Linked DNA regions of Homo sapiens: region 1 is linked to region 2. The links are chromatin loops, found by intact Hi-C in ENCODE. Cell type or tissue: PC-9. All regions are shown on one strand. Each heading gives the region's core, and the rest is flanking DNA. Links, peaks and the distances in the headings are about the cores only. Region 1 overlaps LMLN (leishmanolysin like peptidase). Region 2 has its middle 32 kb from the start of LMLN-AS1.

The links. A loop is a pair of places that touch in the nucleus more often than their neighbours do. Peaks named below come from ENCODE experiments on the same cell type or tissue, not always from the same donor. Only the 100,000 strongest peaks of a DNase experiment are listed, where the experiment ranks them.
Region 1: it touches region 2 in a loop (2.3-fold over the local background); 1 of 110 quality-filtered maps calls a loop at or near these places.

Annotation. Positions count from the first base shown.
Region 1 is chr3:198,015,703-198,020,102 of GRCh38, reverse strand. LMLN (leishmanolysin like peptidase) reads right to left here. Exons shown (of 17, transcript NM_001136049.3): 13 at 718-850. Among named protein-coding and RNA genes, the nearest start is that of LMLN-AS1, 22 kb to the left of the region's middle. In PC-9, for the core only: no CTCF peak of the experiment used is centred there; no DNase peak of the experiment used is centred there.
Region 2 is chr3:198,069,749-198,074,148 of GRCh38, reverse strand. It overlaps the pseudogene ANKRD18DP and the pseudogene RNU6-821P. Among named protein-coding and RNA genes, the nearest start is that of LMLN-AS1, 32 kb to the right of the region's middle. In PC-9, for the core only: CTCF peaks have their summits at 1,783 and 1,983; a DNase peak (open chromatin) is centred at 2,048; H3K27ac peaks cover 1,470 bases.

The sequences.
Region 1 (4,400 bases), core at 304-4,303, 54 kb after region 2:
GATCACTTGAGGCCAGGAGTTCAAGACCAGCTTGGGCAACATGGCGAAACCCCAACTCTACTAAAAATATGAAAATTAGCCAGGCATGGTGGCTTGCAGCTGTAAACCCAGCTACTCGGGAGGCTGAGGCACAAGAATCGCTTGAATCTGGTAAGGGGAGGCTGCAGTGAGCTGAGATCTCACCACTGCACTCCAGCCTGGGCGACAGAGTGAGACTCGGTCTCGGAAAAAAAGATAAAAGATAAAAAGAAACATAAAGGTCAAATCAGAGATCCAGACAAGATATGTGGGACCATTTCCTTAATCTTTCAGATCCCATGAATCAAATCTTTTCCAAAGCAGGGTTTCCAAGTCTTCTAATTAACTGGATTGGAGTACTTAAGTTATTTTCTTTAAAGATTTCTTTTTCTGTGTAAATTAGAGGAATTTAAATAGCAAGGCTTTGGAAACAATTAGAAAACATAAACAGGTAAAAACAGATCAAATATTCAAATTATTCTTGCCATTATTATAAGACACTGCTAGATTTTAACTAAGTGCTATCAATTAGGACATTAGTTTTAAAGAAATGGAAGCATTATTCCATTTTTTTCTAACTTACAGAAAACAAACAAGGCCTTATAAATTAAGAATCTTAAGAGAATTTACTCTTTTAGTTAAAATGGAGACTACTTTTGAAAAGCTGATTCCTGAAACTGTGCCCCAGCCCTGTTCTACCTGGTATTCCTGTGGTAAAGGCTTAGGGAACTTCTGCAAATTACACACGGCAACTGCTCTCTGGTCCTGTCTGCAAGTTAGCTGCAGTGGGTTACTTCTGAGCGTGTCACAGTAAGGGCTCAGCATCTGTCTCCTGCAAACAAAGAGAAGTACCATGGTATCAAACTTTAAAGAAAATACTGCAAGTCCATTATACAGCCAACAAATGGAATTCCAGATCCTGGCCTAAAAATACAAACCTTCATAATTAACAAATGGGATTCTTGGAAAGAGATGGAGGCAATGTCCCCTCTGCCCTGCAGCTACAAAGAGTGGAATTTTCTCTGCTCAATAATCTGACAGTTTGTTTAACTGACCACCTTCACCAGACAATCTTATTTTCCTGTGCAAAATAAAGATTGTGTGAATATTCCTAATTGTTATCAACTTGTTCTGTTCCATTAAATGTAATCTTGAAAGTATAATTTGAAAAAAGGGCATGTAAATTATCAAAAGATATCAGAATCTGTTGCACTGTCTTGCAAAAATAACCTTCAAACAAACCTGTAATTCTTAGCAGTCATCAAACTGACAGTTGACGATATAAAAATTATATTAATATCACAATAGCAGCTTCATAGATAAAATCTCAGTATTCCTAAATAATAGAAATCCTATTAATACTGGTCTAACAAATTGTAATCGAATTATTGACAATTTTCCTCTTCTTCCACATATTTCTTAAGGAAAAAAAAGCCTGTATTAAATATTTCTTATTTTAAGGAAAATTGATGACTTGTCTTATTTAAATGAACATGGTGTCTCAGCATACATCTTTAGGGAGTTACAGCTTCCTAAGATGAAACACGTAAAATACTTGCCACAGTCTTCAGCAAATGGGAAGCAGCACAGCCTAACAGGAAAGCAAAGGCTTTGAAGTCGTCACACAGGTCTGGGTTCAAACACCAGCACCAGCCACACTTCTGTGGAATTTACTTAACTTTCCTGAGCTTCAACCGCAAAGCACTCAGTGCCTGGCACATGCAGGCTACTCAATAAATGTGATTTCCGCTGTTTATACCATTTTCGTAAAATCTTCATATAAGGCAATATTTTAACTTCCCATGATAAAGCTTCCAATGAATATGGAAGCTCATGTTCCAATAGTTGTTAATCAGTTACTTTCTTGATACCATGAAAGTCATTTCTGTTTTTTGTCTAAAACCAAAAGGCATATTATATTTACTTTAAATTATATAAAATGAGTTTTGGCTAAATGAATAAAGAGGAAAAAAGAAGTTAAAACTTAGTGATTTTAAACATTCCAAAGTTAGAGCTGTCTAAGATTCATGGCTTACAAATTCCAGAGAAGCACTGTCAAGAGAGCGGGAAAAGGTGTACATCTGTGCTGCCCAATATGGTAGCCACTAATCATGTATGTCACTTCAAAGGTGGCTAGTTAACTGAGGAACTTATTTATTTATTTATTTTGAGACAGAGTCTTGCTCTGTCGCCAGGCTGGAGTGCAGTAGTGCGATCTCGGCTCACTGCAAGCTCCACCTCCCGGGTTCAAGCAATTCTCCTCCCTCAGCCTCCCAAGTAGCTCGGACTACAGGTGTGTCCCACTACACCCAGCTAATTTTTGTATTTTTAGTAGAGACCAGGTTTCATCATCTTGGCCAGGATGGTCTCAATCTCTGGACCTCGTGATCTGCCCACCTCTGCCTCCCAAAGTGCTGGGATTACGGTCATGGGCCACCATGCCTGGCCCTGAGGAACTAAATTTTAAATGGTATTTAACTTTAATTTAAATATAAGTTTAACTACATGTGGCTAATGGTACCATATTAGACAGTATAGCTCTAGAGCCAATATTAACACCAAATGAGCTAGGCAGAGGAGTTGGGCGATTTATCAGTTTTAGTTGCTTCGAACATAGAAAGAACCTTACTTTAAGTAGGTGTAGATTCAAGTGATTCAAAGAAGTATGGCTCTGCCTACGCTCACTCAACCAATCCCTTCTCACCCTGGTTTCCCAACAATGGAGAAGAGTCACAAATGACGAAGCCCAGAAGTGCTTGAGAACAGCCACACTGGAATCTCTAACATACATACAGGCAGACTGGGTCTGTGATGTCAGAAGATGGCTTCTATCCTGTAAATGATTCTGAATTTCAATGCCTCACAAGTGGGACATTTGAATGACTGTGACAGGGGTCAGCAAACTCAACTCTTGGGTCAAATCCTGACCACAACCTGTTTTTTTTTTCCTTGTCGATTTTTTGTTTTTGAGACAGGGTTTCGTTGCCCAGGCTGGAGTGCAGTGGCACAACCATTGCTCACTGCAGCCTTGATCTTCTCGGCTCAAGCAATCCTCCCACCTCAGCCTCCCAAGCAAGTGGGACTACAAGCATGTGCCACCATGCTCATTTACTTTCTGTAGAGATGGGGAAGATGACAGGAACATGGCCATGCCCATTTGTTTTGCCTCTTGCTGTATAAAAGTAGAGGTAAGTAGTTGTGACAGAGACTGTAATAACCCTCAAAACCTAAAATATTTACTATTTGGACTTCAAAAAAAAACCTTGCTGACAGTGGCTTAAGAATCAAAGGACAGGAGAGAATTCAGGGGACCCACAGTTTTAGTTTTTAAGAATAAAGAAGTAGAAGTCCCTTCTGTTTCTGGTCTTAGGTGATGTTATAATTGGGACCAAAAGGGGAATAAACAGAGTTGCAACTGTTAACAGAAAAGTGAACAAACAAAAACCTCCCTAAGCTCTTGCAGCTGCAGTGTGAGTTACATACTTCCTTTGACACACCGGAACAGTGGTTCCCAAACTCCATTACACATAAAATCACTTGGGAATTTATTAAAACAAACTCACACAATGCTAGTGCCCGGCTCTCAGCACAGTCATGACTTAATTAGTAACTGGGGTATGGAGAGTTTTTCCAGTTCTGTAGACGATTTTCATAAGCAGCAAAATTTGAGAACTGGCAGGTCAACCTGTAGTGCAGGGGTAACAAGCTGGGGACACCCAGAGTGGTTGCCGGTGCTTCCGGCTACTGCCTATTATCTTCACATTAGGGTTACAACTCAGAGGTCAGACTCCTTAGTAGAAACTACAAGTGATTTAAATTGCTTTATGACCTAACCTAGGTGAGAAAAGATGAGAATAGTATTTTCTTTTCCTTTTTTTTTTTTTTTTTTTGTTTTTGCAACAGGGTCTTGCTGTCACCCACACTGGAGTGCAGTGGCATGCTCACAGCTCACCACAGCTGTGACCTCCTGGGCTCAAGGGATCCTCTCACCACAGCCTCCAAGTAGCTGGGACTACAGGGCCACGCCACCATGCCAGCCTAATTTTTTTACTTTGTAGAGATGGGGTCATGTTGCCCAGTCTGGTCTCAAACTCCTGGGCTCAAGCCATCTTCCCTCTTCCCAAACTGCTGGGATTACAGGTATGAGCCACCACACCACACCCGGCCCACCAGGGGAATTTTTTTTTAAATATAACAATAGAAATATCAGTACCACTTCTAATTCCTGGAAGATGGACTAGATGTGCTTTTCTCTATTCCCCCTTCTAAGTACAACTAAAAACCCAGACACTGTAAATTAAAGAAACAAAAGAAGACTCTGAAGGGTGGAGAGAAGTCAGACTAGTTAGGGGACTCTGAAGGGTACAGAGAAGTCAGACTAG
Region 2 (4,400 bases), core at 181-4,180:
TGTATACCACAAGTAGTCATCTGCTCATAAGAATGCCTGGAAGCCTTTTTAGGTTATTCCTGGTGAGAGTTGGCTAGTTTATGAATATTGCAAACATTATGTCATGCTTCTCAACAATGTCCCTTAAAAATGCAAGTGACTTATTGGCTTTTATTATGCTAGAAATAAGCCATATACATCAATATTAAAACTTTTATTGATAAGCCATTGTAATTTTATTTCTGATTTACATTTTGCCTAAAGTAAAAAAAAAATGTTAAATAGCAATTTGAATGGAAACCAATACAAATGGATTTAAAAAGTAAAGTTGCATTAGCATCCCAGGGTTATCATTATAATTGAGAATAAAATTTCTTACTGAGCTTTGCTTTTTTAATATTTATTTTCAAACACTTTTAACCTGTCTCTCTTACACAGAATATACTGAGCTTTCTAACAGTTAAGATAAAAATCTATCCTCTTGTATTAGGAGAAATCCCATGGACTATTTAATAATAATGAAAATAAGTGCATTGAAGCCAGTCTCTCTTAATTCAGAGCTCATTTCCTTAGTGACCCATTCGGATCAGGAGTGCCTGACATTGACATTGGATCCTGACACCATTTACAGAAGTAAATCAAGCAAGTTTGTACCACCCAGAGGAAACCTCCACCTGAACTGGGAAGTTCTGGCAACTGTATCCCTGAAACTCTAGTTCCTAAAATGTTAACGTTTGCCACAAAAAGTATTGTCAAATTGGAATTAGGCAAAGTTGAAGGGATTTCTTGATTGTTGACCATATAATACAGTTTTGTAATACTTCTCAAATGCAGGTGATCATGGCATCTTTCTGTTGGGGTACAGTTCTTCTGGTAAAACAAATATTCCTTGGAAGATAGTTTAAGAAACACTGCTCTAAAGATAATAATTTTCATCATTAATTTATTTTAAAAACCTAAAGCATTTGCTACTATGTATTAGGTTTTAGGGTTGTAGAGAAAAAGGACACAGCCCTTGCCCTCAAGAAACTCTTGGTTTCAGTGGGAAACAGTGAAATAATTACAACATATTGTGCTAAATGCTGTGATAGAAGCAAGGATTTTCAGGACTGGTAAATAAAGTCAGTTTTGGAGATGATCAAAGTTAACGTGGGGAGGGAGAGGAGGGGTGTTTGCAAGGCAGTGTGTGGGAAAGCACAGAGGAGTGAAAAGGAAGGGACTGCTCCGCATTTACTTGCTATATTGTAAGTTTAAGTTCATAGCATCATATAGGAGATTTTTAGTTCAATTGAGAAATATGTAATTTTGTGAATTGCACATTGTTTTTGCTTTCTTACAGGAGGGAAATACACCACTTTTGCTTGCTGTAATTTGTAAGAGACAGTAAATGGTGGCATTTTTAGTGAAGAACCAGGCAAGTGCACCTGCTGTTGGTGATTAGTCCATTGTTTAGCCAGAAATCACACAGAAAGCTAGACTAGTTAGAAGTAGCAATGAGTGCAAGATTCTTTCAGGACTTTTAAAGACCTTTATCCCCAGGGATCTCAGTGTTCATTTTATTCCAAGTATAACCTTATATATAACCTTATATGTGAGATATAAATAACGTCACATTTTTACTTGTTTTTCTTTCTTTCTTTCTTTCTTTTTTTTTTAGACAAGGTCTCACTATGTTGCCCACATTCCTGAGCTCAACTGATTCTCCTGCCTCAGCCTCCCAAACTGCTAGACACCATGCCTGGCCTGACTTTTCTAATTAGTTATTGGGTCTTGAAATGTCCAGTTTAGCAGAAAGTCTTGGATTGTCCCCTGGGGCTATCTCCTATGCCTTCATCCTTTGAATTTTTCAAAAAGCTAAGGGGTTCCCTAAGTCCAAGGAAGACAATCTTGCTTTACAAGTCAGAAGATAGGGGGAAAAGGCCATTCTAAATATTCTGTTTCCATTGATTCACTTGTATTGCTGCCATTGTAACTGGTCCTGCGATCTGGTAATGACTAACCTTTGCCACCAGGATGCCTTTACTGATTCAGACCTCTCACTCTTTGTGGTGACTCACACACAGAGTTCACAGCTACAGTGATGCCTTTACTGATTCAGACCCTTCAGTCTTTGTGGTGACTCACACACAAAGCTCACAGCTACAGTGTTTTTTAGTTCATGTACATATGCTCAGCCGTTGTTCCCAGCACACTGCTCTGGCAGCGAGGCCTCCTGGCTTTACCCACACACATAGTGAGTAAATTGACCCTCCCCTAACACTAAAAACCTTATTTGTTGCCCACCTCTTAGCTAGGCTTAGCCTAGACCTTGATGGTAAGTTATCCTTTGAGACCTGTATTCATCTTTTCTCTAGCAAATGTTAGTTGGGATTGTCTTCAGCAGTCAGGGACATTCAAATAATGTGGCAGGAAGAGATCAGAGGTCCCTTTCCCTTTTGTTATCACGTCTGTACCTTGAGGCTTTTTTCTGTCCTGTGTAGCAGCTTTTGTTAGATAGCAGAAGGTTCCACATTATCCTGCAATAGAGTAGTGGGCACCAACTTGCAGTTGGCCCCTCAAGTAACATGTTTCCATAACAACGAAAATCTCTCAGGCTACTTGCATCTCTACCCCAAGTTTTTAAAATATTTAAAAATTCTACCTCACAGGAAGTCATTCAATAGAATTATCGTATATAAACTAGGTAATTTGGATTTAACAGAGCTAAGCCTCATCCATGACTCATGAGTATCCATGTATAAAACAGGGCTTTATGCTTGTTTCAGCAGCGTATATTCTAAGATTGGATCAACACAGAGCAGATAAGCATGGCTGCTGCCTAAGGATGGCACACAAATTCAGCAAGCATTCCACATTTTGCACAGTCCCCAGAAGGTCATTTGACTATTTGTTAACTAGCTCCAAGGAAACAGTGCAAGTCAGACCAAAACAGGAGACATCCAATATTGAAATTGTTGTTACTGTTATTATAAAAGTATTCACGTAAGGTGATCTGTGAAATGAGAACAGCGCTGAGTAACATATGGGATGTTACATGCAAACATGTTGTTAGTCCATGACTTGGAAATGAGGAAACGTCAACTTGCATCTCTTTCATGGAACCGAAAAACAAGACAAGCAGGTTTTGTCTTGTATGTCAGTTGGAGAGGACCAAGAAGACGCAGCCTCTAACACAGACCTGCTGGCTCTGAGTTTGAGGAGGTAGAGAAGGAATGGTAGTTGTCCAAGCCAGGTTTTGATATTTATTAGTTTTCTGCCCTTGGTGTGATTGATGAGCTCAGTAATAGGGAACAATTAGGTAATCTATTTTAATGAGATAATAATATATTTATATATAAATTTAGTTACAAGTTATGAATTAGCTAAAATGCTCTGAACTACAAGCCACAATGAATAGAACTAATAACCAAAATTAGCACTTAATAACATTTTCTGAAAACTGTGACATTCAAATATTAGAACCTATGAAAAAACACCCATCAGGTTTTGAGATTCCAAAATTGTTTCAGCAATACAGTTCAAGAATAAATTATTCCATTGCTTTACTATTTCTCTGAATATTTAAACATGTTATCTCATTACATCCTCCTAACAGCCTAGTGAAGTAAGGTAGTAAAATCCTTATTTTTTAGAAAAAGCCATGGAGCCTAAGAGAAGCAACTGGTCTGAAAACAAAATACCTATTGGTTACAAAGTGAGGACTTATTCTGAGTGCAGGACACTTTCCAGGATGTTAAGCTAACTAGAATTAATTTACTGAGCTATGCTTCTCTCAGTTTATGAGTACTTCATGTTTTTCTTCTTTAATTAGAAGCTTAGTAAGTTTATAGAGCTTAAAATTTTAAAGTGTATAGGACATTAGAGTTCTGATATTAGCTCTGATATTGTCTGAAATGCTTTAAGAATTTAACATAGTTGGTAAATATTTTTCATGTCACTATTAAAATAGTAATTTTATTTATTACATTTATTATGCATAGCATTCAACAACAAATTTTGGAACCTAAAAATAAGTACTTTAAAATCATCTTCAAAATGACAATTAAGGTAGGACTTCTTTTAGTAAATTTCTCATTTCTCTTGGTGGTCTTATTGATTTTAAAAAGTAAGATTACAGGCCAGGCATGATGGGTCATGCCTGTAATCCCAGCACTTTGGGAGGCCAAGGCAGGTGGATCACCTGAGGTCAGGAGTTTGAGACCAGCCTGGCTAACATGGCAAAACCCATCTCTACTAAAAATACAAAAATTAGCTGGGCATGGTGGCAGGCACCTGTAATCCCAGCTACTCAGGAGGCTGAGGCAGGAGAATCACTTGAACCCAGGAGGTGGAGGTTGCAGTGAGCTGAGATCACACCACTGCACTCCAGCCTGGATAAAAAAACAAGACTCTATCTCCGAAAAAAAAAAAAAGTAAGATTA